Regions from separate parts of the Homo sapiens genome. Here region 1 is linked to region 2. Evidence: chromatin loops called from intact Hi-C (ENCODE). Cell type or tissue: PC-9. All regions are shown on one strand. Links, peaks and the distances in the headings refer to the core of each region. The heading gives the core; the rest is flanking DNA. Region 1 has its middle 170 kb from the start of LYZL1. Region 2 holds the start of LOC107984174 (a long non-coding RNA gene).

Evidence for each region. A loop is a pair of places that touch in the nucleus more often than their neighbours do. Peaks named below come from ENCODE experiments on the same cell type or tissue, not always from the same donor. Only the 100,000 strongest peaks of a DNase experiment are listed, where the experiment ranks them.
Region 1: it touches region 2 in a loop (5-fold over the local background); 2 of 110 quality-filtered maps call a loop at or near these places.

What each region holds. Positions count from the first base shown.
Region 1 is chr10:29,113,862-29,129,395 of GRCh38, forward strand. No RefSeq gene overlaps it. Among named protein-coding and RNA genes, the nearest start is that of LYZL1, 170 kb to the right of the region's middle. In PC-9, for the core only: a CTCF peak has its summit at 5,761 (motif pointing left); a DNase peak (open chromatin) is centred at 6,570; H3K27ac peaks cover 1,267 bases.
Region 2 is chr10:29,055,741-29,071,274 of GRCh38, forward strand. LOC107984174 (a long non-coding RNA gene) reads left to right here and starts at 2,315. Exons shown (of 3, transcript XR_001747284.1): 1 at 2,315-2,367; 2 at 3,178-3,250. In PC-9, for the core only: a CTCF peak has its summit at 8,643; DNase peaks (open chromatin) are centred at 8,471, 8,791, 9,141 and 11,591; H3K4me3 peaks cover 628 bases; H3K27ac peaks cover 2,071 bases.

The DNA of each region.
Region 1 (15,534 bases), core at 2,555-10,554, 57 kb after region 2:
TAGAGGGATGTCTTAGGGCTGGGACCCCAGATACCCAGGGCGCCAACAGCAGTAGGAGCAAACACGTTTGTTACAGGTTTTGAGGGTTTGATGTGAAGTTTCAAGGATAAGTGAGAAAACACGTGATGAAGAGAAGAGTGTTATTCCCTCAAGAGCTACATTGAATCTGGAGAAATTTGATTCCTCTAGATCTTCCTAAATTCTTAAGGAATTTGATTCCTTATTAAGGAAAAACTCATTTTAGTCCCTGCTAGGTAGAATTTTGAAGAAAAAGGTATAGCAACAACTGATGTATTTGTCGGCTCAAAGTTGGTCACAGCAGATAATGGGCCACTTCCGAAATTGTCCTTTTGCTATCTGGCTCTTTTCCCAAAGAGAGCACCATTTTCATCGCTGTCATCTGTTTGTGTGTCAGATATTTATTGCTCTGAGAGATGCACGCTGCCAAACTTGGTTGTCTGTGCCCAACGCACCTCTCTGGGGAAGAATGACGTTCATTGAACTGTGAGCTGCCTTATAAACAAGGCTGATCTCTGAATGCAGAATTAGATCCTCAAAGCCTTTGTGTGAATTGTGGTCAGACTAATGTGAAGGCATTTGGACCCAAGTCCAGTGCCATGCTGAGTGTCTGGCATGATCACAGACCTTCCCACATCTCCGAAACACCTTCAGACTCAATCCTGGTTGCACCTCCCAGACTGAGAGGTGGGCCATCCCTCTCTTTCACTGCACCCAGATCCTCTGTAAAGGCTGAATCAGTGCTTTCACCAAGGGTAAAAGGTCAAGGACTGTGTGTGTGAGGGAGGAAAAAATAGATTGTTGGAGGAAAGAAAAAGAGAAGGTGAATACATTTCACCTCAAGCAAAGGGCCATGGTGAGAGGGACCACGTTGTTCCAATGAGGTAAGGTGATCCTGCGTGAGACTCCATAGTTACATGGATAAACCCTTAGTATTTCAGCATTTTCCAAGACTAAAATATATCTACATACAGAACATCCAAACTATGCTGAGGCACAAACATCCTTGCACTTCAAAGTGTGTGTGTGTGCATGTGTGTCTCAATGAGCATAATATTGGGTTAATTTCTGAGCAGTATACAATAATTCATTCAGCAAATAGTTGCAGAGTTTCTACAGAGTTCCAGGCACTCCTCTGTGCTATGCGACTATGACAGTAAGCAAAACAGAAATCCTTCCCTTATGAAGGCAGGAGATGGGAATAATCAAGTATAATATTGTATGTGTCATCCCAAGATCAGTTCTGTGTAGAGAACTAAAACAAGGTCAGGTATAGACCACTGAGAGTTGGGGGGTGCTTATAATTTTTGATAGAGTGGTTAGGACAGGCATTTGCCAAAGACCTAGTGGGAGGAATAGCTCTTGCCATGCAGCTTTCTGGGGAAAGAGCTTTCCAGATGTTCACTCCTAAAAAAAATGCATTTTAAAATGCCCAACAAAATTACAATTTTTTTGGCAGTGGCCCTCAGTGTAAAGACCTCCCCTATCTCTTTGAGGTCACAGGATTTTGTGGGAGCACTAAGACAGAGAGGCCAGCCTCATCCTGGCAGGGCAGATCCACCTGAATGAAGGAATCTGGAAGTTCCTGAGTGGTGAGGGCCATGACAGGGCAATTGTGTGTCCTCAGGCAAAACCGCAAACACAACAAGCAACTGAATTAAAGGATAGAGGTAGGGAATGGGCCCCACCAAACTTTTAGATCCTATTCTTTCCTCCTTGCATTCGATTTTTAATAAAGTTCAATTCAGTTTTGATATAAGGTGCTATAGTTTGGATGTGGTTTGACCCTGCTAAAACTCATGTTGAAATTCAATCGCCAATGTGGCAGTGTTGGGAAGTGGGGCATAGTGGAAGGTGTTTGGGCCATGGGACCAGATCTCTCATGAGTAGAGTAATGCCTCCTCCTCCCCATTCATCATGAAGGGAGTGAGTTCTGGCTCCCACAGGAATGGATTAGTTCCTGAGAGAGCAGGTTGTTAAAGTCTGGCTTCTTCAGTTACTCTCTGGCCTCCTCTCTTGCTGTGTGATTTCTTTGCACACACCCACTCCCCTTCTGCTTTCTGCCATGAGTTGAAGCAGCCTGAGGCCCTCCCCAGATGCAGCTGCTCACTCTTGAACCTCCCGGCCACCAGAATCGTGAGCCAAATAAACCTCTTTTCTTTATAAATTACCCAGCCTCAGGCATTCTATCAATGCAAAACAGGCTGAGATATAAGTATTAGTAAATATGTGCACAAATGACTACTGGTATCACAGCAAAGGGCACATCTCTAGGATACTTGAATGCAAAACAGGAGAGAACACATCAGTAGCCCAGGTCTTGTCTCCAAACAGAGGCCAATGGAGTTCAGCTTCGAAATTAGAAGACCTCATCCCCTGCTACAAAAATATATGGAAGTTTAGTCTCTCTCTCTCTGGCTTTTATCATCCCATGAAAAGAGGGAAGAATGACTTCTTTCTGTTGCCAAGGCAGTATTTAGCATAAGAAGAATGATACTCTGGGCACCATGACTGGTCTCAAATGCCTCTAGGATTCACCCTGATGACCACCAATCAGTTGGATGCTGGCAACCTCCAGCTACTCAATGCTAGTGACCCACACACAGTTTCCCTAACGTGAAAACTAACGTGAATCAGAATCCACGGCCTCTGAAAACCCAGACAAGAGCCCCTTTTCCAGTTGAAGCAGTGGTGCTAAATAGTCTGAGGTTGCAGAAACTACTAGGGGTATTGTATGTGAAGAATTGTAAGGAGTGAAGTTGGAAGGGGATCTGTGAATAGCAGCAGTACAAGATGCTTCAGACTCTAGTCCCCACTCACTCTAGCTGTCACTTTAATAATTTACTAACACTTTGTTTCCATTTCCTCATTTATAAAACAGACTGTGAAAATTAAACCTTACTTCATCAGACTACAATAAGAATTGAATGAGATAAAATCTGCCATGCATTTACAACAGTGCCTGAAATATAGTAAGCACTTAATAATAGCAACTCTTTTTACTATTCCTTGGGAGCAAGAAAGATCTCCACCTCTACTTCTTGGCTTTCTGAGTATTTTCCAGACTTTCTGGAACCTAATCTTAAACTCTGCTAAAGAGTCACTGGCAGATAAAAAAGGAAAGCCTTTGCTCTCCCCATGGAAGACAACCCGAAGGAATTTCTGATCAGGTCATATTTTAGGCATAATTTTCTTTTCCTTCTTCTTTTTATTTTTATTTTCTTTTGAAAATGAGGCCAGGCACAGTGGCTCGCGCCTGTAATCCTAGCACTTTGGGAGGCAGAGATGGGCGGATCACCTGAGGTCAGGAGTTGGAGACCAACCTGGCCAACATGGTGAAGCCCCATGTCTACTAAAAATACAAAAATTAGCTGGACGTGAAGGTGGGCACCTGTAATCCCAGCTAATTGGGAGGCTGAGGCAGGAGAATTGCTTGAACCCAGGAGGCGGAGGTTGCAGTGAACCAAGATCATACCACTGTACTCCAGCCTGGGTGACAGAGTGAGACTCTGTCTCAAAAAATAAAAAATAAAAGTAAATAAAAAATGAAAATGAGGAGGGGGTGGGAATTGTAATTCTATACGTATTTTAAAGACTACAAAACTTTAACAGTGTTGTCTTGTTCAGTTATTTTTAAAATAAATTTTATTGTATATATTTAAGGTATATAATATGATGGTTTGTACATATATAACAGAGAGAGAAGAAAGTAAATGGTGACCATAGTGAAACAAATTAACATATCCATCATCTCACATAGTTACACATTTCCTCCCACTGTGGCAAGAGCAGCTATAATCTATTTATTTAGCAAGAATCCTGAATGCAGTACACCATTAACTATAGTCTTCATGTTGAACATTAGATCTTTCAACTTGTCAATCCTACATATCTGCTACTTTGTAAACTTTGATCTATATCTTCTCATTCCCCCTCTGACCTTGGTATAGTCAACTTTACTTTAGATTTACCCACTTAATTCTATGTCATTTTTCATTTCTTCCTGCATCTCTAACCTTCTTTAGGAGATTATTTTCTTTCTCATCCTCACTTCTGTATTTTCTATCCTTTTGATTATTTGTGTTTCATGCTATATATTTTCTTCTGGTTTATCTTCCATTTCACTGATACTTTCTTCAGCTCTGTCTAAACTGCTGTTATGTCTATTCATTGAGCTCATAATTTTGGTTTTGTATTTTTCAGTTTTAGAATTTCTATTTGATTCCTTTTCAAATCCCCTGTTTAATGTTTTATATGAAGTTTTTTTCTTCTTCCAGGTACCTCAGTGTGCTAGTACTTTTGAATCACCTGAATCCAGTTTCAGGGACTGGAATTTTTTGTGTCATCCTATTTGAAACTGGGCAGAAATCTATTTGAGGACTGACTTTTTTTTCTTCTAGTGTTCATCCTTTCTGGGTCTCAATTAAAGATCCAAGGGCTCACCAGAGTGTTCCACACTTCATGAGCCTGGAACACCTATTTTTGTCCTCCCAGACCCATGAGGCTTCCGTCTTATTCATGATTTGGCTTAACTAAATCTTATCTTGGTTAGCTTTTTGGTACCTTCAAGGAGATTGAAAAAATAATTTCCCCAGATTTTCTGATTGTCTTTGGCAAGAGAACTTGTCCAAATTATCCCAAGAGTAATATAATTGTCAAACTTTCCACTGAGACTTTTTTTCTGAGGTTCTATAAATGGTATAGGTAAAAGAACTATATAGAATTATTGTCCTTGGTACTAATACACAGTATACATTTGGGTAAATAACCTCAGCTTTTTGGGATGACATTCTTCTTCTACATCAGGAAATTCAATGATTTCTTGGCTCAGGACTTTTCAAAGAGAAAATTATAATACATTGAGAACACAGTTCTTTAAATCATGGAAGTTTATTTATAACTTTAAAAATTGAATTTAATTTTTTAAATACAGGTGGGGACTCACTATGTTGACTAAGCTGGTCTCAAACTCCTGAGCTCAAGCAATCCACCTTCCTCAGCTTCCCAAAGTGTTAGTATTACACGTGTGAGCCATTGCAACCAGCCTAAACTCATGGAAGTTTAAATTGACTAAAAGTGACAAACATGCCTGCATTAAGCCTGCCTCTAATTCCAGTATGTTTGTCAAGAAACTGTGTCCTGAGATTCAAGCCAGTGCTGATCTCAATGTTCATGTACCTGAGGACAGAGGAGACCATCTGTGTCATCAGGGTCCATGCTGGAGGTAGGAACCACACCAGCTTTTTAGAAGAGAGGATTTAATAGAAGCAATTGTTAGCCAGGTATTGAGGAATTCTAAAGGCAAAAAGGGAATACTAAGGTATCAACTGCTTCGTGGCAGCTACAGCCCCTAAAGCTGGAAGATCAAAGAAAAGAGGATGAAATGACTAAAACATAGAAGTTTGGAGGAAGAGTCCATGGAGCGAAAATTTAGACCTGTGAAAAGCGGGCCATGCTGGTGCCTCGGGAACTTTGAGGGGCCCCAGGGGCTGACACTCAGCCTCCGAGGACAGTGCCTGTCAGGTGTTGCTCGGAAGGCATAATAAAGCTTGTTCTGGGAGTGCTGGAAAAGCTGCCGACTAGAATCAGTGTCTGCTACTGGAACAAACTGCTACTGCCCAGAGAAAGACGCAAACAGGAAGCAGCCTTTCTCTTCTCCCTCATCCAGCCTCACAGCCCCTCTCTACCGCCCCCTAATGGCAGAGCCTCAGACAAAGTCAGCTGGCAAAGGATAAACGCCACCCAGCCTCAGGAAGCCGATGACAATAGGATGGGTTTAGACTCGACAGCCTATGTTTTAATAAGCAGCACACCATGTTTACCATCTGCACTGAGGTCTAGTTTATTTTATCATGCTGTCACTATGGATTATTGGAGTTTCAGGATAATGAGCTGTGTTTATGCCCCAGGAGTTTATATTATTTCGTCTATAAACGAAATGTGAGGCCAGGCACAGTGGCTCACGCCTGTAATCCCAACAGTTTGGGAGGCCAAGGAGGGTGGATCACCTGAGGTCAGGAGTTAGAGACTAGCCTGGCCAACATGGTGAAACCCTGTCTCTACTAAAAATACAAAAATTAGTCGGGCGTGGTGGCATGCGCCTGTAATCCCAGCTACTCGGGAGGCTGAGGCAGGAGAATTGCTTGAATCCAGGAGGTGGAGGTTGCAGTGAGTGGAGATTGTGCCACTGTACTCCAGCCTGGGCAACAGAATGAGACTCCATCTCAAAAAACAAAAAACAAAACAATACAAAACAAAAAACAAAGAAAAAGAAATGTGAGTACAATACTATCTAGCAAAAGAAAGTGGACCTTCAGAGGGATCATTGAAAAAGCCACTTTAAGAAGCAAAGCCTTATTTCTTCTGTTCTCCTTTTCAACCTACCTCTATTTTATTCTTTGATGAAATAACCTTAACTTAGATTGTTCAGTGACATTCCGTCTCATAACGTACCATCGGACAACAGTTCTTGTCCCATATTCCAACACTAGCAACATCTGAGTCAGCTCACTCTCCTGAGGCCCTGGGGCTTTCCATGAGTCATACTCTAGCATGAACCCCTATCTAAATACAGACAGACTCTGAGGGAGCCTTTCCTAGGTGAACTGTGATTAATCTAGTTATTCATAAACAAATAAAGTTTCTTCAGCTTCAGTTCCCTGAATTTATCTGTCCCTTTCTTTCTTTGTCACTGTGGAAGGACTGGCTCAAATAGTGTCAGAGATCAGATTTCATTATGACAAACTGCAGTGTTGTCTAAATTCTTCTTCTTCTTAAAGTAGTATTATTTTTAGAGGTGGGGGTCTCACTGTGTTACCCAGGCTGGTCTTAAACTCGTGAGTTCAAGCCATCCTCCAGCCTCAGATGCTTAAGTAGCTGGGACTTCAGATATGTGCCTCCGTGCCTGGATACATTATTTTTATTATTGTGGAATATGTTATACCAAGTACCATTTGTTGTTAATTAAGCATTTAATTGATTTTGGAAATCCTTATGTTACCTTGAGACCCAGTGTAGCTGATGTTTGTTTCATAATAAAGAAGGTGTTCATGTATAGTGGAGTTCTCAGGGTTATTCAAAACCAGCCAAAGGGACAGAAGCCCTGTGCTTTAGAAATTTCCAGTTAGGCCAGGCGCGGTGGCTCACGCCTGTAATCCCAGCACTTTGGGAGGCCAAGGCGGGCGGATCATGAGGTCAGGAGATCGAGACCATCCTGGCTAACACAGTGAAACCCTGTCTCTACTAAAAATACAAAAAATTAGCCGGGCAAGGTGGCGGGCGCCTGTAGTCCCAGCTACTCGGGAGGCTGAGGCAGGAGAATGGCGTGAACCCCGGGGGCGGAGCCTGCAGTGAGCCGAGATCACGCCACTGCACTCCAGCCTGGGCGACAGCGAGACTCAATCTCAAAAAAAAAAAAAAAAGACATTTACACTTAAAATAATCAGCACAAGTACTAACATATATAGATATAAACATACTTTCAGCCAGGCACAGTGACTCACGCCTATAATCCCAACACTTTGGGTGGCCGGGGTGGGAGGGTCGCTTGAGCCCAAGAGTTTGAGAACAGCCTGGGTAACATAGGGAGACCCTGTCTAATAATAACTGGACGTGGTGGTGTGCACCTGTGGCCCCAGCTACTTGGGAGGCTGCCGTGGGAAGGTTGCTTGGGCCCAGGAGGTGGAGGCTGCAGTCAGCCAAGACTGCACCACTGCACTCCAGCCTGGGTGACAGAGACTTTCAAAAAAAAAAAAAATCCTAAAAACATACTTTCCTATTTACCAATATGAAGCAACCAACCATAAACCAATACCAAAGCAGAAGCATTTTATAAATGAAGCATAGACTTTGCTGTTAGGGAGGGTGATTAAAAGGAGAACTTCAAGGCAAGAAATACTTTATACAAGTAGTTGCCTTCTTCAGTTGTAAACAACAGAAACCATCTGCAGTAAGTTTAAGTAAATGAAATTTATTGAAAAATAGATACATAACCACTCACAGGTTCCCTGGAAGAGCCAGAAAAACAGTCTTAGAAGCAATGGATCCAGGAAGAGTACTCAGAACACAGTGGCCTAGTAGAGGGCATGGACACTGAAAAATGCCCTCTGATGCTGGGTTCTGGACTCTACTCTTGGAAATGCCATTACTTCTGTCTCTGGAACCCCAACGGTATCTGCTTGCACCATGGGTTCTGGACGCATTTGCTTCCGACGCAGTCTTATGGGGCTGCATCTGGTTGCCTAGGTCTGGACTACATCGCCTGAACCCTAGCTGCCAATGAGGCTGAAAAGAATGTTTCTCTGCAAGGGAGTTAGAGAAAGTCGGAAGGTGCGGACTTGAAAGATAGGGAATTCAAAACACAGGAAGAGTGTTTAAAGTTGCTGGCTAGCCAAAAAGAATGGAAAATGTCGAAGTCACTTCTCAAAGCATGGTGCTAATCATCTGCATCATAATATATCAGGATGCTGAAGAAAAATGCAGATTACTGGGCTTTAGCCTCAAATCTTCTTCTTATTATTATTACTTTTTGAGACAGAGTCTCTCACTCTGTCACCCAGGCTGGAGTGCAGTAGTGCAATCACGGCTCACTGCAGCCTCAAACTCCCTGGCTCAAGAAATCCTCCCTCCTTAGCCTCCTGAGTAGCTATGACTACAGGCATGCAACACCACATCCAGCTAATTAAAAAACTTTTTTTGTAGAGATAGGGTCTTGCTATGTTACCCAGGCTGGTCTTGAACTCCTGGGCTTAAACAATCCTCCCACCTTAGCCTCCCAAAGTGCTGGGATTATAGGCGTGAGCCGTTGCATCTGGTCATCAACCCCCAAATCTTATGAATTAAAATCTCTGCAGTGGAAGCAGCAACCTACATTTTCCGCAGCCTCCTTGGGTGATTGTGATGTGTACTAAAGAGTGAGAACACTCCTGCGCAGTTTTGTTTTGTGTTTTATTTATTTAAATAGAGACACCCAAGCTGGGCTTGAACTCCTGGGCTCAAGAAATCCTCCTGCCTTGGTGTCCCAAAGTGCTGGAATTACAGGTGTGAGCCACCGCGCCTGGTGATCCTGCAAAGTTTTTATTTTCAAAAGGACTTTAAAATTTTTATTTTGTTTACTTTTGGAATTGAAAGGAAGACAGCTATACCTTTCTCAGTCAGAGATCAAAATCTCTGTAACTCTCAATAAGAAAGCCCTCTGCTATGGACTAGAGAAGTGATGAGTGTCCACTCTTCTCTCACAGGAGAAGCATCAGAGGAGGAGTGAGTATTAGGGTGTGATTAGCATAGACTCTGAAGTGAGATTACTTGAGTTTGAATACACCCTATCTCAATTAGCAGTGTGTGGCAGATTTTTCAAAAAATGTCTTTTTCAAAAAATGGCCACAGCAATATTTTCTATTCTGCATGCTCTTGTAGAATCTTCTAGAACCTTGCCACTCTCCCAACAAGAGATGGAGACAATTTTTTCTGTCTTTGAATCTAGGCTGGCCTTTGTGACAGCTTCCACCAATTTGTGATTTCTGAGTCTAGGTCATAAAAGTGCTATGCACTTCCACCTGGTCCTCTGAGAACACTCTTTCTGAGAATCCAGCCACCACACTATGAGGAAGCTCAACTTCCCGTAGACGAAAAGCTGACACAGAGAGAACTGAGGTCCCTAGCTCCCAGGAGATTAGAAACCAACTTACCGGCCATGTCAAACATCTTGAAAGTGGGTCCTCTAGCCCCCAGATGAGCTGCTCGTCTTGATACCACAGAAAGCAGGTACAAATGATTCCTGTGGATCTTTGCCAAAATTGTAGATGAGAGAGAAAAAGAAACAATTGCAATTTTTTTTTTTTTGAGATGGAGTCTTGCTCTGTTGTCAGGCTGGAGTGCAGTGGCACAATCTTGGCTCACTGCAACCTCTGCCTCCCAGGTTCAAGCAATTCTTCTGCCTCAGCCTCCCGAGTAGCTGGGACTACAGGCGCCCGCCACCACGTCCAGCTAATTTTTTGTATTTTTAGTAGAGACGGGGTTTCACCATGTTGGTCAGGATGGTCTCGATCTCTTGACCTTGTGATCCACCCGCCTCAGCCTCCCAAAGTGCTGGGATTACAGGCGTGAGCCAACGCACCCTGCCGCAATAGTTTTAACCCACTAAATATGGTTGGTTTGTTATGTAGCAATAGATTACTGATAAGGAGATGAGTCAATTAACTTCTTTGTGCTTCAGTTTCTCTGTATATAAAATTGAGAAAACAATTAAATCCACCTCATGGAGTTTTAATGAGAATTAAACAAGTTTTGATATGTAAAGTACTTAGAAAGCAGCCTGCCTGGCCAGGCACAGTGCCCCAATGCCTGAAATTCCATTATTTTGAGAGGCTGAGGTGGGAGGATTTCTTGAAACCAGGAGTTCGAGACCAGCCTGGGCAACATAGTAAGACCTCATCTTTACAAAAAATAAAATTAGAAAAATTAGCCAAGTGTGGTGGCTTTTTCCTATAAAAGAGGTTGAGGTAAGAGGACTGCTTGAGCCCAGGAGTTTGAGGCTGCAGTAAGCTATGATTGCACCACTGCACTCCAGCCTGGGAGACCGAATGAGAACCTTTCTCAAAAAAAAAAAAAAAAAAAAAAAAAAGCCTGACTTCTGACTTATAATAAATGTAATTTCAAGAAAAGAATTAACGGTGAATGAAAAGAAGATCAGAATGACATAAACAGGCAACCCAGAACTCCTTTAGACCTGTAGTAAAATTGTGTTAATTTCATATATCTGAGGTGGAGCAATTTAAATTGGTAACCGCTGAAATGATAACTTTTTAAAAACATAAAATGAGTTGTACTAATTTTAATTCTCACTATAATTTCAGGCAGACTAATGTCAATAATATCTGTTTAATTACAATGAATTATTTATTCTTAGCCCGTGAATCATTTATTCCTATCATTGCTGAGTTAGGACTCAGAGGCTGAATACCTGGTTCTGTTTTAAATCTCCCTTTCCCTTAATGAGTGACCTTAGCCAGTTACCTCAGTTCTCTCCAAAGACCTAGAAGTTTCCAAATAAACATTTGGAAAATAAATAAAGCTGTCAGATATGATACAAATGTTGGTTCTTCCAGTTATTCCGGCACATGGTTGTTTACCAGGCAGATGACCTGTTGGAAATAACAGAACCGAGAGTCAGAAAATATGACACTGCAGCTCAAATCTGATAAAAATCTCCCCGGGCACTAAAATATCATGGGGATCAGGAGCCAGGAGATGGGCCTTTGCTCAAGGAGGCATTGGGCAGGATAAAAGGCATCTAAGAGGGCAGGTGACCCTCCCAGGGCCACAGGCACGTAAACCTCCATCATCCAGCAGTCGTTACTGGCACGGGGCAGATTGTCTAGTAAGACAAGTCCTTTCTATTTTCCACAGATCTTTTTTTTTTTTTTTTTTTTAGACGAGTCTTCTCTGTCGCCCAGGCTGGAGTGCAGTGGCGGGATCTTGGCTCACTGCAAGCTCCACCTCCCGGGTTCACGCCATTCTCCTGGCTCAGCCTCCCGAGTAGCTTGGACTACAGTCGCCTGCCACCACGCCCGGCTAATTTTTTGTATTTTTAGTAGAGACGGAGTTTCACCGTGTTAGCCAGGATGGTCTCGATCTCCTGACCTTGTGATCCACCTGTCTCAGCCTCCCAAAGTGCTGGGATTACAGGAATGAGCCACCACGCCCGGCCTATTTTCCACATATCTTAAAATACCTCAAGCGATTGTATTCACTATCTATTGCTGCATAAAATATTGCCCCAAAACTTTTTTGAAAAATATTTATTTTTTCTTTTCTTTCTTTCTTTCTTTCTTTCTTTCTTTCTTTCTTTCTTTCTTTCTTTCTTTCTTTCTTTCTTCTTTCTTTCTTTTTTTTTTAAGACAGGGGTCTCCCTCTGTTGCCCAGGCTGGAGTGCAATGGGACAATCATAGCTCACTGCAACCTCAATCTCTCAAGCTCAAGCGATCCTCCCAAGTAGCTGGTGCTATAGGCGCGTGCCACGACCCCCAGCTAATTTTTTAAATTTTTAGTAGAAATGAGGTCTCTCTGTGCTTCCCAGACTGGTCTTCAATTCCTGAGCTCAAGCAATTCTCCAGCCTCACCCTCCTAAAGTGCTAGAATTACAGGTGTGAGCCATTGTGCCTGGCACCTTCGTTTAAAAAAAAAAAATAGGGCTGGGCATGGTAGCTTATGCCTGTAATCCCAGCACTTTGGGAGGCCAAGGCAGGCAGATCACCCGAGGTCAGGAGTTCGAGACCAGCCTGGCCAACATGGGGAAACCTCGTCTCTACTAAAAATACAAAAATTAGCTGGGCATGGTGGTGGTGCCTGTAATCCCAGCTACTAGGGAGGCTGAGGCAGGAGAATTGCTTGAACCCAGGAGGCAGAGGTTGCAGTGAGCCGAGATCGTGCCACTGCACTCCAGCCTGGCGACAGAATGAGACTCCGTCTCAAAAAGAAAATAATAAAATAAAATAACAAAAAAACCCCACTTTCCTTCCCGTCATAGTATTGTCATGTATGTAGCTTTATGGTCTACTTCTTCACCTTATTCTGAGGATGACTTTAAAACAAGTCCTCGCATACAAGCAGTCTCTAAATGCATTTGCTGTTTAGGAAAACAATGTATCTAGATGGTCCCCTGGCAGAAGAGCTGCAGGAGGAGTAGCTGGGGTCCTGGTGGAAATGCAGAATTGCAGGTTCCACTCCAGACCCACTGATTCAGAATCTGCATTTTGACAAGGTTCCCTGGTGGTTAGTATGTGTGTTAAAGTTGAGAAGCTCTGTTCTAGGACTGTCATTGAAGAGCTGAGAATCACTTGTGTTTCTGAACTTTATGCCTGCATCCAAGCACACATGAGAATAATAAAATGAGATCTGTTTAATTACAATGAATTGTTTATTCATTGGAAATAACGGCCAGTCTTGCAGCTCGACATGATATTTGGGAATTTGGAGATCTGTTTTTCTCTGTGTCTCCCTGTCTCTCTGTCTCCCTCTCTCAATCTCTGTCTCTCCCTCTCTCTTTCTCTTCTCCAGCTCTCTCTCTCTTTCCATTTTTTCTCTATCTCTTTCACCTACATTGACTTTATCGTTTTACTTTTCTATGGAAATGTTGAAACACTTGAGACTTGTTTTTGTTTTTCCCCATCACTTGGAGCTGACCCCTTTCATCTTTGATTCAGCCAATTTCCTTCAAAGCTAAATATTAAACAGATCTGTCTTCTGACAGCTGACCCCAAATAGGGACGAGCAGTGGTCCTGGCCCCAGGGGTGGAGAACTGAGCCGACAAAGGTAGAGGAGAGACAGGATGGAGCCAGTTCCTGTCCGCCAGGGAAGCCCAAAAGTTGTGTCTAAGCCTACACACAGCCAAACAGCCAATAACCAAACAACCGATAGCTTCTGGAAGGCATTCTTGCAGAAATTCCTCTTTTGCCAGAGGGTGAAAGGGTTGCTAATTGATTTTGTCTGCCTTTCAGATGGACTCAGAGAGACACAAAAGTTTTAATTCTAACAGAGAGGTAACATTTTTAGATACTTCACTGTAGAAAAATATTCTGTGTCTCTCATGTGATCTGGAGTTGCATAATGGTATTTTTTGTTTCACCAGCTTGTTATCCTGTTAAGAGAATAGCAGCAGTAAATTTAATTACGTAGATCCTTTTCTAAACAACATATATTTCATAAACATATTATTTATTCATAACAAAGGAATAAAAGAAAGCTAACTCTTCCCAAATGCATTGAGAATCGCTGGTCTCGACTCTCACTGAAGAGATGGGTGAAGATTGCAGTCTTGTGATCTCTGGCCAAGAGATGCCACCTTGTGCCCTCTTTACCGCTTCTGGAGCTTGTGTCTCAGCACAATGTGCTATTGATCTCAAATCCCATATGCTGTATGTCAACAAGTGAAAACAGGGAAGAGACCAGATAGGGAGGTGTGAAAGGAAAATCTCTTGGGCTCCCCAAATCACTAAGCTAAAAGGAAAATTCAAGCTGGGAACTGCTCAGGGCAAACCTGCCTCCCATTCTAGGCAAGTCATCCCTCTGCTCACTGAGATAGATGCATATTCTGATCGCCTCCTTTGGAAAGGCTTATCAGAAACTCAAAAGAATGCAACCATTTGTCTCTCACCTACCTGTGACTCAAAAGCCCCCTCCTTGCTTCGAGTTGCCCCTGCCTTTGTGGACAGAACCAATGTACTTCTTACATACATTGATTAATGTCTCATATCTCCCTAAAATGTGTAAAACTAAACTGTGCTCTGACCACCTTGGGCACATGTCATCAGGACTTCCTGAGGCTGTGTCACCGGCGCAGGTCCTCAGTCTTGGCAAAATAAACTTTCTTTCTTTTTCTTTTTTTTTTTTTTTTGAGACAGAGTCTTGCTCTGTCGCCCAGGGTGGAGTGCAGTGGCATGATTTCAGCTCACTGCAACCTCCGCCTCCCAGGTTCAAGCAATTCACCCGCCTCAGCCTCCCAAGTAGCTGGGATTACAGGTGCGTGTCACCACTCCTAGATAATTTTTGTATTTTTAGTAGAAACGAGATTTCACCATGTTGGTCAGGCTGGTCTTGAACTCCTGACCTCAGGTGATCCATCCACCTCTGCCTCCCAAAGTGCTGGGATTACAGGCATGAGCCACTGCGCCCGGCCCAAAATAAACTGTCTAACTTAACTGGAGACCTGTCTGAAATTTTCAAAGTTCACAGAGGGAAAAAAGAGAAGTGACAGAATACAACTCTAGCCTTATCTTTTCATATCCATAGAGAAAGAGCTCTGTAATGTTATGCAAAATGGCAGAAATGCCAGTTTGTGAAAAGAGACAATTGTTTTAACACACACAAAAAAACCTCCTAGTCATTGGGAATGACCAGAGTTTTTAAGAGAAAAAAGTCACAGAAGTCAGAAAGTCTGCCTATAATCCTGAATCAAAAAATCTGGAGTCAGAATAAAAAGTTGGTCGGGAAGTATTTGCTTACGTAAAAGAAAAACTGTGAAAAACCTAGGAATTTGGGTTCGCAAAGTCTTCTTAAGCCCTGTGATTTCAGTTTTGTTCTTCCTTTCTTGTTATTCTGGATTAGAGTGTTATTCTTGTGATTTTTGAAAAATGAAAAATATGGCCTTATACTCTTGCCTAATACATGATTTCTGGAAATAAGAGGTGAAAAAGTGAGTTCATTTCTTCTTTAGCCCAACCCTAACCAAGTGTGAGCTAAGGAATTCTATATTTTATTTCTATTTATTTATTTTTAAGAGACAGCTTTGCTCTGTTGCCCAGGCTGGAGTGCAGTAGTGGAATCATAGCTCACTGTAACCTCGAACTCCTGGGCTCAAGTGATCCTCGTGCCCTAGCCTCCTGAGTAGCTGGGACTAGAGGTATGCACCACCATACCCGGTTAAATTTAAAAAGTTTTTTTTTTTTTGTAGAGACAGAGTCTGGCTACATTGACCAAGCTGTTCTCAAACTCTTAGCTTCAAAAAATCTTCCCACTTT
Region 2 (15,534 bases), core at 4,105-12,104:
TTTGATAACCATCTTCCAGATGCCTATAATAACTTCTTCACCTTTTGCCACCCAGTCCTAAAGCCAATACTACATATGTCAAGTTTTACTTATGGAAGGACTCCACTCCCAGACTAAATTTCTGCTTTGGTTAGCTATTGCTGCAAAAATGTCACTCCAAAACTCAGGGACTTAAAACAACACGCTTTTATCCCCATGGATCTGAGAGTTGTCTGGCAAAGGGTTGATCAGGCAGTGCTGGGCTGGACACAGTGAGGCCATGGCTAAGATGCAGAGGCAGAATGCCTACTGCTCACCATGGTTTATAAAAAGGGGAAGAGCAGAGCTGAAGGGAAAGGTAAGGAGCTCAGCTTTGGAGACAATGATTTTTTTTCTTTGAGAGAGTCTCTCTCTGTCCCCCATGCTGTAGTGGAATGATACGATCTCGGCTCACTGCAACCTTCACCTCCTGGGTTCAAGCAATTCTCCTGCCTCAGCCTCCCAAGTAGCTGGGATTACAGGTGCCTGCCACTACGCCCGGCTAATTTTTATATTTTTAGTAGAGACAGATTTCACTGTGCTGGCCAGGCTGGTCTCAAACTGCTGACCTCAGGTGATCCACCTGCCTCGGACTCCCAAAGTGCTGGGATTACAGGCGTGAGCCACTGCACCTGGCCAAGACATTGATTTTATGATGCTAGTGGAACAATCAGGTGAAGAAATGGAGCATAAGAGAACTGTCTTGGGGAGAGAGAGAGGGAGAAAGAGAGACTAGAGGGTCATAAGATTGTACATTGGGGCTAAGGATGCGGGAATAGATGATCTTTTAAGATGATTACATAAAGTGACAAGAGGCTATAATATAACGTTTTAGGGTCACCAACATTTAAGAGGCTTGGAAAGGAAGAGAAGCTCACAAAAAGAACCTAGATGGAACAGAGATATGGGAGAGACACTGTGGAAGCCAAAGGAGAAGAGTTCTATTATTGTGGGATTGAATAACAGTGCCAGTTGCTGCAGTGATCAAGCAATATGGAAACGGGAAAGAGTCTTTGGGACTTGGCAATTGGTAGAGAGATCAATTAATTTATCTGCAAACTAGGACACATTTGAGAGTGAACAGAGAGGGGCTATTAATAATTACAGCAGGACAACATGTGTTCGTGGGCAAACAAGGACATATGGTCACATTAGTCTCTGGGGATCTTTGCCAGACTGTTTCTACAGAGTAACTGCAGTGTAAGCTTGGCTTGCAGTGGGCAGAGGTGTCATATGGAACATGAAGGAGTTGAGACAGCTGGAGTATATTTCTTTCTAGGAGCCTGCTTGGATGAGGAAGTGGGACAAGAGTACAGTAACAAGACCACAGGCTTGGACAGATGTTTGAATCACCTTTTTTTTTTTTTTTTTTTTTTTTGAGATGGAGTCTCACTCTGTCACCCAGGCTGGAGCAATCTCAGTTCACCACAACCTTTTCCTACCGGATTCAAGTGATTCTCCTGCCTCAGCCTCCAGAGTAGCTGGGATTACAGGCACACACCACCACGCACAGCTAATTTTTGTATTTTTAGTAGAGACGGGGTTTCACCATGTTGGCCAGGCTGGTCTCAAACGCCTGACCTCAAGTGATCAGCCCGCCTTGGCCTCCCTGAGTGCTGGGATTACAGGCATGAGCCACTGCACCTGGCCAAATCAACTTATAACAGAGAAGTCCTTAAACAGCTTTTAAGTGTAACCAAATTCAACTGACTGTGAGATTTTTTTTCCAGAGGATTTAGAAAGTAGAACCTGCTAGTAAGACCTAGTAAGACCACCCCCTCCCCCACTCCATACACACACACACACACACACACACACACACACACACACACACATATATATATATATGACATTGGAAAAGGACAATGGGAAAGAATAATCCCATTGGCTCAGGTTGTGGCACCATTTTCAGCAACAGCAAAACCATATTTGTACACACACCTTTGAAATATTCTGTTGTCAAAGGACCTCAGTAAAATGCACTATGGAAAACTCAAAATAAATATGCTATGATACGACTAAGTCTCAAAGTGTATTGAGAGTATTAGAACACTCGCTGCTTGCAGCATACAGCCTCTTCATTCTCTGACCTTGCTAACTTCCCTTCCAAGCCTTCCCTCCTCCACCACACCCAATCTACTGTTAAAAAGTATTCTGAAACCAGACTGATGGCACAAGTCCCAGCTTCAGCAACCCTCTTTGTTAACGGTATCTGTTGGCTCAGGAGTTCATGTGACCAGGCATCAGGAATAATTTCATGATAATCTAGGTTGAGTTTTCTCTTTCCCATCAATGCCAGAGAGTGAGAATGCCAGTCCCACTGATTTCAGGAGCCGGCACAGGACACAGGTCTGGGCTTTATCTCAGTAGTCAAGTTTCTTTTATTGGATTGCCTATGGGGGAAATCTCAGCTCTCAGGCATCACAATGAATGATTCTGAGAGCTTTTACTTGATCTCTAAACTTATCTGCGTATTTATGCAGATTTTGGTTCTTTTTTAAACAACCCTTTCAATTCACTAGTGACTAACAGAATAGCAATACATTTTGGCTAGGCAGAACGTGAGAAGTGAAGTTACATTTGAAAAAGAGTCTTTTCTTTTAGGACATAAAAGATAACTCTCTCAACAACTGGCAATCGTGAAACCACTTTGCCAACAACAGGGTCCCAAGGATGAGAGCCAACCTATTTTAAACATGTCTTAATTTCACTGAAATTTCAGGACTGTTTTTTTAAAACATTCAAAAGACAGAGTTTTAAAGGCAAGCGTATAAAATGTAAATTGCTTCCTCTGGTTATTGCAGAGTGAGGGGTGGTTGTTCCTATTCTTGTTTCTGAATGAGGAGAAAATGCTCATCAGTTCTGGGTGGGATGCATTAACTGGGACACACTGAATACCACAATGGTTAAGTCAGAGCTGACTTCTAAGTCCTGGCTCCATCTTTTATTAGCTGTGTGACTTTGGGTAAGTTAATCAACCTTTCTGTGTTTTATTTTTCCTCCAGTATAAATAGAGAGAAATCATAATGGCCACCTCATAGAACTCTGTCGTAAATATTTAATGAGGCTGTGTTTGTAAAGCCACCTGGTACAAGACAATTATAACATAAAATAAAAGCTCAGTAAAAGTAAAATACATGACTATTTCTTTTGTCATAGATCCGGCCTGAGGAGTCCCAGAAACCAACTTCAAGAAGACCACCAGGAGTTTAATACCAGCCTGGGCAACATGGTGAGACCCTGTCTTTACAAAAACATTAAAAAATTAACTAGGTGTGGTGGCGTACACCTGTAGTCCCAGGAGGCTGAGGTGGGAGGATCACCTGAGCCCAGGAGTGTGAGGCTGCAGTGAGCTATGATTGTGCCGCTGCACTCCAGCCTGGGTGACAGAGCAAGAACTCATCTCAAAACCAAAAACAAAAAAAGAAGAAGGCTTTAAAAAACCTTAATATGTGAGAAAAACTATTGCAGGCTCCAAACCTCAGGTCTGAACAATGGGGCATGTGCTCTGTACCCACCAATGATGCTCTCTGCAAATAAATGTTCAAGTTTAGGGAGCTCCTAGCAATAGTGGGAGAGGGAGCTTAACTCAGAACAGGACTTCTAGCTCCTTCAGCCCGGTGCAGGTCTGGCTTCGAGTAGCATCAGGAATCGACTTCTGTGTGTTCCTCACATTGGAACTCTCCAAGTTATTGGTTTGGTTCTCCATTCACAGCCTTTCAAACTGGCATTTTCCTGAGTTTTAGCTCTACCAGACCTGTGGACATGGAACCCTGGCCTTCCAGCTCTGTCTTAAAGATGGTCTCATAGTGATATTCACTCCTGGGCTGGCACTCCTTCCTTATGAGAGACCCTCTGCTACTGATTGGGGGACTGTTTTAGTTGTACAGAGAACAGGGCGTTTTGTCACTAATGACAAAGGACCAAGTGGAATATTATGAGTAAGTTATATACAAACTATCCTCTGTAAACCAATATTGCTAGTATATTTTACTTTTTAATTTTTATTTTATTTATTTATTTATTTTTGAGACAAGGTCTCCCTCTATCACCAAGGCTGGAGTGCAGTGGTGCGATCTCAACTCACTGCAACCTCTGCCTTCCGGGCTCAAGCGATACTCCTGCCTCAGCCTCTCAAGTAGCTGGGAGTAAAGTTGCGTGTCACCATGCCCGGCTAATTTTTATATCTTTTTGCAGAGACATTGTCTCCCTATGTTGCCCAGGCTGGTCTCAAACTCCTGGGCTCAAGCGATCCGCCTGGCTCGGCCTCTCAAAGTGCTGGGATTACAGGTGTGAGCCACCACACCCGGCCTAGATTTTATTTTGTTAATGCAATGTTTCTGGGAGATGCTTTCTTAAAACGCAATAAATATAAAACTACAAAAGAAAAGTCAATCTCAAAATAACTCTTTATTAGGACTTTTAGACTAGGTCAGGGAACTATTTGGATTGTAAAGGGAAATCCTAGGAGCTTACTTTTAAAAAACAGTCTTAAGTTCATACAGTGAAAAAAAGATTGTGGAAGAACAAAGTGTTCTTTTAAGTTCTGATAGAAAAAAACACATTATGCTTTGCTGAAGATCCTAAAACGGGGGGGAGATATTGATGATCTATCATCTCTGAGCATGTTTCATGGTGCTTTAAAAAGTCCCTTTTAAAGTGTGAATGTATATATATCTCCATAGAAACAATTTTATAGGATGCCCTAGAGGTTTTGAACATGTTTATACTTCTTTGCACAGAAATTCTGGTTCTAAGTTGCTCTCCTACAACAAATATTTATTGAGTGCCTACTCAAGAACTCTTGTGAAGAATTTTTCTGGGCAGTTGAGATACATCCAAGAAGAAAGACACTTAACACTGTCCTCTCTGAGCTTACATTCTAGCGGGTAGTTACAGATAAGGATGCAGATATTGAAGGAATAAATTACAGAGCACATTTGAGGGATTCGTGCTAGGGAAAAAGCAATGCAGGGAGGGGAACCAGGAATGTGGCTCAGCATGGAGCAGGTTACAGCATAAATAGGGATCTATAGCAACATTTTTAATGGCTACAAAGAATTTCATTATTTGGAAGCACCATAGTTTATTACCAATTAAATTTATTCCAAATTCATTATTATACATAAAGCTTCAATGAACATCCTTATATGTCTGCCTATCTATCTATCTATCTATCTATCTATCTATCTATCTATCTATGCCTATTTAGCTATCAATGTATTTTTTTTAAGACAAAGTCTTGCTTTGTTGCCCAGACTGGAGTGCAGTGGTGCAATCTCAGCTCACTGCAAGCTCAGCCTCCTGGGTTCAAGCTATTCTCCTGCCTCAACCTCCTGAGTAGCTGGGATTACACACCACCACACCCGCCTAATTTTTGTATTTTTAGTAGAGACAGGGTTTCACCATATTGGCCAGGCTGCTCTCGAACTCCTGACCTCAAATGATCCTCCCGCCTCAGCCTCCCAAAGTATTGGGATTAGAGGCGTGAGCCACTGGACTTAGTCTGTCTTTCTATCTATCTATCTATTTATCTATCTATCATCTATCTAATACCTGTCTGGTTGTTTTCTTAGGATAAATTTCTAAAAGTTAAATTACTAAGGCAAATTTTTAACAATTTTATTTATTTATTCTTATTTTTATTTATTTTATTTTTATTTTTGAGACAGAGTCTCACTCTGTCACCTAAGCAGGAGTGCAGGGGCATGATCTCAGCTCACTGCAACCTCTGCCTCCCAGGTTCCAGGGATCCTCCCACCTCAGCCTCCTGAGTAGCTGGGACTACTGGCAAGCCTGCTTCATTTTTTTGTTTTTGTGTTTTTTTTTTTTTTTTTTTTGTAGAGATGGGGTTTTGCCATGTTGCCCAGGCTGGGCTCGAACTCCTGGGTTCAAGTGATTCTCCTGACTTGGCCTCTCAAAGTGCTGGGACTACAGGCGTCAGCCACCATGCCAGGTCAAGTCAAATATTATAAGTTTAAGACTTATCTTAATAGTAATCAATTATAATATTAGAATTTCCCCAAATAAAAAAATATAGTTATAAGTTTTTCACCAGGAAAGAGATCACTGACATTCATTGAGTTTTTCCAACATCTTCACAAGAGCACTGATGTGTCCTACCATTTAATCTTATATTTACTTACTTTCTATTTTTAATTTGATAGATAGTTCAAACTTAGTTCTGGGTCAGACCAAGGCAAACATCCTGCCAATGGGAGATACTCAACAGCGGAATGACCACAGGTTAACTAGTCATTTGTTGGCAAAACCTTTTAAAATTCTGTTGATGAATGGCATAGAAATGATCAATTGTATTAAAGCATGGTCTTTACATTTCAGACTTTTCAGAGTGGTATGTGATGTTATGGAGAATAAGTTTCAGATTTTATAGGTTGAATCATATAAAATTGAAGGTCTTCAACTATTTTTAACCTATAAAATTGACCATTTTGTATGGGTCAATCTAGGAAATTGGAAGTTCATTGGTTGCTTATAGAAAGGTGATGGAGTAAATTCCACATAAAAATTCCTTTGGCCAATAAGGGCACCTCACCTAAGAAATAGCTCTTAAATATATTATGATATCAGATGTTACAAATATCTTTTTAATTTTTAAAAATACGCTGAATGAATTCAATTAGCAATGTTAGGTCACAGCGTGCTAACAACTTCAGAGTTAAACATAAAATCAAAATTTTAATTTGGAGGCTTTGGGGATTTGGGGGAAAGGGTGGCAGGTGGTGAGGAATAAAAGACTACACGTTAGGTACAATGTACACTGCTTGGGTGATGAGCGCACCAAATTATCAGAAATTACCACCAAAGAACTTATTCATATAACCAAACACCACTTATTCCCCAGAAACCTATTGAAATAAAAAAAAATAAATTTTTGACTGAATATGCAATAGAGAATAAGTTCTACTTATTCTATTTTATGGAATGAAGTGCTGCCCTTCCTACCAAAAAAAAATTTTTTTTTTTCTGAGATGGAGTTTCACTCTTGTTGCCCAGGCTGGAGTGCAATGGTGTGGTCCTGGTTCACTGCAACCTCCGCCTCCCAGGTTCAAGCAATTCTCCTGCCTCAGCCTCCCAAGTAGCTAGGATTACAGGTGCCCATCACCACGCCCAGCTAATTTTTGTATTTTTAGTAGAGACCGGGTTTCAGCACGTTGGCCAGGCTGGTCTTGAACTCCTGACCTCAGGAGATCTGCTTGCCTCGGCCTCCCAAAGTGCTGGGATTACAGGCATAAGCCACCACACCTGGCCCAAAAAATTGTTTTTAAAAAGAGAACAAATTCTGCTCTTCTGAAATTGAGTGAAAGTATGATGAGAGAAATTGAGTGAATGTCTCATAGAGATGCCAAGCTAGGTTTTCTGTTGTTAATTAGATCACTGAAAAATCTCATGCTATAGGATACATTTGAATAATTTTTTCTACCACAAAATGTACAGACAATAAAATAATGGAGTGGTCTACCCACTGCCAGTGTCTAAACTGAACGCTAACTGTAGCAGAAGGATGCTTGTAGCTGAAACCCAATTAAAATATCTTAAAGTATACAGACTTTTCTCTTTTTACATAACCAAAAGTCTGGATGTCTCAACACTGTCATCAAGGACTTGGGTGCTGTCACTCTTTCTACATCTTTAATGTGTTGTCCAGGTCTCTAGGTGTGGCATCTCATGATTGCCAGATAGCTTCTTAGTTCTAGGGTCATGAGCACCCCTCAAGAGTGCCTTGCTGGAGTATGTTCTCACATGCCTTTCAGATATCCCCTGGCCCCACACTTTGGAAATACAGTCAGGCGTGGTGACTCACGCCTCTAATCCCAGCACTTTGGGAGGCCAAGGCGGGCAGATCACCTGAGGTCAGGGGTTCGAGACCAGCCTGGCCAATGTGGTAAAACCCCATCTCTACTAAAAGTACAAAAATTAGCTGGGCATGTGGTGGCACCTGTAATCCCAGCTACTCAGGAGGCTGTGGCAGGAGAATTGCTAGAACCCAGGAGGCAGAGGTTGCAGTGAGTCGAGATTGCGCCATTGCACTCCAGCCTGGGCAACAGAGTGAGACTCTGCTTCCAAAAAACAAAAACAAAAACAAAAACAAAAAACCCCCGAAATACTAGAATGTTAAGGGGACCTAGAAAACTTTGATTATTGACATCACTCAACTTCATCCTTGAAGAATGAGAAAGAGCTCAGCCTCCCTGAAAGGAAGTGACTGTTTAGATAAGGATGAGCAAAACAGAGGTACTGTTAGCAAGAAAGAAATGGGGCAATGCATATTGGAGAGGGACCCTAGAGCATAGGTCTCAATGGCAAAGTCAGTAATAATTAAAATGAATCATCAAAAAAAAGGTGCAAGTGCCCTGCCTTGGATTTTCCGTAACTCAACACCTCTGGATTCAGATCTGATTTCAACTGGAATCCATGTCATGGTGTGGTCTCCCCCACATTGACTCATAACTATAAGCTGAGTTTTGGTGAAGTGAATCTAATTTTCCCTTTGATTTATTTTATGATAAGCTTTCCCCACATTTTCCTGTAGTCTGAATTTAAAACAGTTTGTAAGAGTGTGATTAAGCAATGGATCAAGTCCACAAAATATTGGGCGATATAACACTTCATCCTTCTGGAAGTGCTTTGTAACTGCAGACACTTTTCCTGACTCACTATCTGTCCTCCTTGGGTCGCCACTGTTGTTCAAACTCTGCAAATCTTTGAACTGTCTGACTCCATACTTATCATTTCTGCCCCTGCACTCTCATTCTCTTCTTTTGTCTGAGAGTGGAGAATGTCTGAGAGATTGCATCACAGTCACGTTAACCCTTGGTACTGCACAGCCTAACAGGATAAGAAAGGTTCAGTCTGGATAGGAACTAGAGCAATCAGACATCTATTCATATCTCAACGTCCTTTTGTCTGAAGGATTTTGGTTTTAGAAAATTAATTTGTGCTCTAATGTATCAACTTGGCAAGTTAGAAATCTGTAAACCAAGGTAAACAATATTTTTTGCTCTATAAAATCGTACACGTAGACACCACAGAGTGCAACTTGAAGAGTTAAAAAGTAAAACCCAGTGAGCAGCAAGCAAACTGCCTTTGCTCCCATTTGCCTTAGGGGAGAAAACTTTTCATGGTAGGGATTGCAAAACAACCAACTAAATAACTTTTACATGATTAATGGGGTGAAGGTTAGACTAAAATGTGATGTCTTCCCTCCAAAAATTAGGAAGATTTTAAAAACTCTTTCCTTTATTTAGTACAAGGAAGGCTGCAGTTTTCATTTTATTATTATTTATTTATTTACTTATTTATTTATTTTTGAGATGGAGTTTTGCTCTTGTTGCCCAGGCTGGAGTGCCAATGGCGCGATCTCTGCTCACTGCAACCTCTGCCTCCCGGGTTCAAGCGATTCTCCTGCCTCAGCCTCCTGAGTAGCTGGGATTACAGGCACGTGCCACCATGCCCAGCTAAAGTTTTTAGAAGGAAGAGTGTATTTGCTTTAGAAGAAAATGAATCTAGCCTGGCACAGTGGCTCACACCTGTAATCCCAGCAGTTTGGGAGGCCAAGGCAGGGCGATCGCTTGAGCCCAGGAGTTTGATACCAGCCTGGGCAACATGGTGAGACCCCATCTTTATAAAAAAACGCAGAAATTAGCCGGGCTTGGGGTCACACATGCCTGTAGTCCCAGCTACTTGGGAGGCTGAGGTGGGAGGATCACTTGAGCCCAGGGAGGTTGAGGCTGCAGTGAGCCATGACTGCACCACTGCACTCCAGCCTGGGATATAGAGTGAGACCTTGTCTCTAAATGAAATGAAATGAAATGAAATGAAATGAAATGAAATAAAATAAAATAAAATAAAATAAAATAAGGGAATCTCCAGAATTTCAGTATTTTAGCAGCAAATATCAGGAGTATTAGCCAAATCAATGAAAACTAGGATAAATAACATATGTTTAAATTTTAAGACAAAGTTTTGATTATGGGAATTAAGAAGTCTGTGCTACTAACATATCCTCTGTGATTATAGGAAGGCACATTAAGGTACAAACTCATATCAAAGGAGGAAATAGACAAGTATGGAACAGACATAAAGACAGTTACATAGATGAAGGAAATATTGGGATGTTGATGTAGGAAAAGAACATGGTCCAGGCCTTCTTGATGTATTTTGCAAAGGTTCATAACAAGCATGCTATGCCTTTCTATCATTTGTGGTTACTTAATAAATGGTACATAGTTCATTCTATACATGGTTCAGTTCTTCTAAACTAATTTTTTGTTCTTTATTTAAAAACAAAATTGTAAGTTTGAAAAAAAAAAAGTACAAGTCTTCCAGGGGTGCAGAAATGGGTTGAGGCAAATGATTTTTGTAGCTGAGAATCTGGACCCTCAAGTTGGCAAACAAGCTAGTTGACATCAGATTGGGTGTATACAGGGCCTGCTCTTGTTTGTTTCTGTTCCAAGGTTACACAGATGCACTTATAAACTGACCAAGTAGTGCAGAGGGAGGAGGCCCCCTTTTAAAGATCCTTTTAAAGAAACTGCTTCTATATTGATCCAATTTTTTTAAAAGTGAAGAAAGCGATTATACCTTGGCTGGGTGCAGTGGTTCACACCTGTAATCCCTATGCTTTGGGAGGCTGAAGCAGGAGGATCGCTTGAGTCCAGGAGTTCATTCAAGACCAGCTGGGGCAACATAACGAGACTTCATCTCTATAAATTTTTTTGAAAAAATATAAACAGGTGTGGTGACATGCTTCTGTAGTTCTAGTTATTCAGGAGGCTGAGGCAGGAGGATTACTTGAGCCCAGGAGTTTGAGGTTACAGTGAACTATGATTGTGCCATTGCACTCCAGCCTAGGTGGCAGAGCGATGGCCTGTCTCTAAAGAAAGAAAGAAGAAAACTGTTATACCTGTTTTTTTTTCTTGGGATCCTATGTTTGAATTCATTGCCAACATTTTCTTACCAGGTAGATATAAAGCTTTTACAAGGTTATTCATGGCTATTTGAATACATCCTTTATTTGTTTCTCTATTCCCCTGTCCATCTTCTTCAGTTACACACCCTTCTGATCTCTCTTCTGTCTTGAACCCATGAACCCATGATCCTTTGATGTCTCTCCTTGATCCATGTCCCCACTCCAGATTCCAGAAGCTCATGCTGCCCTTTCACTGATAAAATGTTCCTTTTCAATCTCAACACTGCCATTACCATCCAGACAAAATGAGAATCAAATTTGTAGGAATACAGATATGTAAAGCAGAGATTCTTGGGGAGTTAAAGGGACTTTAAAGACAAATGGCAAATGGGGCGATAACATTTCCAAGCAAAAGGTATTCTTATTATATGAAAAGTTAACACAAATTAGCAAGGATAAGATCGACAACTCAAGGAACAAGTGGGGAAAATCTCTGCCAAAAAGCAGAAAAATTCAATAAGTGTATAGTTAATACTTTCAAGCTCATTTTCAGTCAATGGAATGCAAATGAAAGAGTGACAGCATTTTTTACATATCAGAATGTCAAAGGCTGAAAAGGATTATAATTACTCATGCTGGCAAGAGTGTGATGAAATGAGCATGTCGGGGGCGGCTGTTGGGAGCCTACATGTGTACAAACTTAGCCTGGGGCATTATCAAAGCCTTCAACATGTTTCTGGTCTTTGAAGTAAGAACACTTCCAGGATTTTATCCTAAGGAAATAATTAGGGAAGCATGCAAAAACTTTTCTGTGCCGGGATGTTCTGTGCAATGTTATTTGTAATACTTGAAAAAATGGAATCATTAGCTGCACAATATTAGAAATCTAGTTAAATAATTTATTTTTATAAGAGAATCTAGTTATATAATTTATTTTATATAAAATCACATTGTCAGAGACTTCTTGATTTATGGGGCAGGATCACATTATATTAAGTGAAAATTGATGTGTTTTGTGACAGCGTGAGGTGCGAAAGGCAGAAATGGGTTTTAGAGTCAGATGACAGGTGTTTGAATTCCAACCTTTTCACTGATCGGCAAATTAACTTGGAAAAATTACTTAACCTTTCTGAATCTCAGTTTCCTCATCTGTAAAATGGGGATAATATGTTAACAGGCCTGTTGTAAGGTTTAATTAAGAGATTGTATGTAAAGTGCTTTGCCAAGGACCTAACATGTAGAAAACATTCAATAAATCAACAATGCTATTTAAGTCACCCAAATGTCACTGAGACTCATTAGGCTATCTGTAATATGTAAATGACTCTCATTAACATCAGTATCAATAAATTTATGTCCTTGCCCACCACTTGCTCACACAGGACCTCTGATGCAACTTGTAAAGTACACTCTCCTCTGAATATTTCAGGGAGGCCCCCAAGTACACCTAAATTAGTTTCTTATTTTCACCAATCAGCTTCTGCTACATTGTTTCTTGCAGATTTCAGCCATTATCACTCATTCATCTCTGTGTGTGAAATACCTATGATTAAGCAGCTCTGTGTTACCCAAATATACATTGATGCATCCTGGCCCATTTTCATGGATTTATACCTAGCTGAGGGGAAGAGAAAACAAATATTTACAAATGAATATATATATATATATATATATTGTATTGAGTGGGCTAGGCTCAGTTGTCTGGCGAGCCTAGGATTTCTGCTCCTATTTAAGTTGGGCTATTACAAAGCTGATGGGAGGGTCTGTGGCTGTTGGAGGAGCCTGTCACTGTGGGCTTCACTGTGGGAGGGTCTGCCTGAACAATAGCTGTATCTGTAAGTCTTTTCTTTTGGTCTGGTCAGATTCTGTTCTTCTATTTGGATGGCAAGTCTGGGCCTTAAAGCTGAATGTGTGAAGAAAGCTGTGGGTTTTTAACATTGAGAAGGGTTCCCCAGGTCTCAGCTGAATTTTTTTTTTTTTTTTTTTTTTTGAGACAGTCTCACTCTGTCTCCTAGGCTGGATACAGTGGCACAATTATGGCTCTCTGCAGCCTCAACCTCCCGGGTTCAGGTGATCCTCCCACCTCACAGCCTCCCGAGTAGCTGGGACCACAGGCAAGCACTGCCATGCCTGGCTAATTTTTGTATTTTTTTGTAGAGGTGGGGTCTTCGCTATGTTACCCAGGCTGGTCTTGAACTCCTGGGCTCAAGCCATCCTCCGGCCTTGGCCTCCCACAGTGTGTGAGCCATTGCCCCCTGTCCCCCAGGTCTCAAGTGATTTGATGTCCCTTCAACTTTCACTCCATGCAGAGAATAAACCTGCAGTGTTCCGCAGGATAGGAAAAAGACGGTTACTTAGCTGTATGTGATGAAAGAGGGAATCTGCTTTTGTGTCTTAACCACTTTTAACCAATTCTTATTTCAGTCTCTCCTTCACCCCCACTCCCAGAGGTACGTGGTGCTATCATTATCAGAGCCATTGTGGGGGCGTCTTCGGTGCAAATGTGGTTATCTTCATCTTTCTCAGCAGGAGCTGAGGGTTCAGCATTCTTTGGTCTTCGGAATCAATCTCCAGTCATTCTTTAACTTTTCCACATGCAAAGTTCAGTTGCTATCATCTCCTTTCCCAACCTTGTGACCCTTTAGAAAATTCCCTTCTGTCAGGCTAGGGGTGTTTTAGGAAGGAACAGAGTTAAATGTATATTTTTAATTCACTATCTTTAACCTGAAGTTTAGATCTTAAAGATTTTTGAAAAGTTGGTTGGCAGAGGTGGCTGGTGAGTTTCCAATGAGGGGGATTTTTGTTTGTTCCATTGCATATTTAACTGGAGAGGATATTCCAGAGCCTTCGATATGCCGACTCTGCCTGGTATGTTGTGATGGGACAGAGGAAAGAAAGTGTCTCTTCCCCTTCTGAATTAGGCATGTTTACAGCAATTTAGTGGGACATGTCTTTTGAGTTTTACTTACAGCTGTCACCATTGACAAAGGATTTCAGAGGAGTTGCTGGGGGATGGGGACTGAGAGAAAATTCAGGTGATAGAGATCATGATTCTGGCTCATTCTATCCGGCTACTTTTTTCCTTAGGATTTTCCAAGACTTGTATTCCTAGTTTCCCAGATTCAGTGGGTCATACTTGAATCCCCAGGATGGACACAATTTAGGCTGGGGCTGGGATTTCTGCTGCATTTATTTATTGAAAAGGAGACTTTCAGATTATTTAACTAACTCCTCCATTTTACATAAAAGCAATCTGGGGTCCAGAAAGTTTCAATGACTTAACTAAGGTCGCAACTTTGAGCAAGCAGCAGGATCTCATGACTGGAGCTACAATCAAGGAATTATAACACACATTGAAATTCCTTAAGAAAATGGTATTAAGGAAACAAGGGACATTATCTCACTACATAAGATAGGAAAGACAGGAGGAAATTTGCTTAGCCAAACCTAACTTTATAAAGGTAATACCCTGAAACGTGACCTTTGTATCCTCTCCTGTTCCTTACAACCAACAATGAAATCTTAAGACAAAATGACTCACATTTGCCAAAGGCTGAGAATTTCAGTCCCCCAATAATACTGGAAAAATGGGGGGTTAAAAAGCATCATAGTCGCTCTGGGTGCAGTGGCTGACGCCTGTAATCCCAGCACTTTGGGAGGCTGAGGTGGGCGGATCACCTGAGGTCAGGAGTTCAAGACCAGACCAGCCTGACAAAAATGGAGAAACCCCATCTCTACTAAAAGTACAAAAATTTAGCCGGGCATGGTGGCACATGCTTGTAATCCCAGCTACTCAGGAGGCTGAGGCAGGAGAATCGCTTGAACCTGGGAGGCAGAGGTTGCGGTGAGCTGAGATTGCCCCATTGCACTCCAGCCTGGGCAACAAGAGCGAAATTCCACCTCAATTAAAAAAAAAAAAGCATCATAGTTGCTTAAGCATCATAGATGCCCAAAAAGCTTCAGAGTCGAGGGTATTTAGGACTCTTCAAATCTAGTTCCCTTTGAGCTCTTCCCATCTCCTCATTCTTTCTGATCATCCATCCATGGTTATCCATTTATAGTAGCTATCCTTTATTTGCATTTCTCTGTTCATTTTCTTCCAGCAATAGCTCTCACTTTTACTGTGGAGTTCACCTCTGCTTCCTTTCAGCCCAGGCTGCCTGGGTGAGCTTGTAGTTCAGGTGCTCCTGGCCTCAGAGGTTATTTAAGAGCTGGGCATTTACTATTCCAGAGGACTCCTTGGGACTTCCACTGGGAAAGGTAGGGCCAAGAAATGAAAAGAGAGAAACTTCATGCTGCTGACTTTATTTATGCTGCTGACTTTATTTGAGCTCTGGAGCAAGCCAAATTGGAAGCCAGAATACTTGTGAATGATAATGTAACATAGATGTATTACTCGGTTTTCATGCTGCTAATAAAGACATACCCAAGACTGCGCAATTTACAAAAGAAAGAGGTTTAATGGACTCACAGTTCCACATGGCTGGGAAGGCTTCACAATCATGGCAGAAGGCAAAAGCTACGTCTCACGTGGCGGCAGGCAAGAGAAGAGAATGAGAGCCAAACGAAAAAGATTTTGCCTT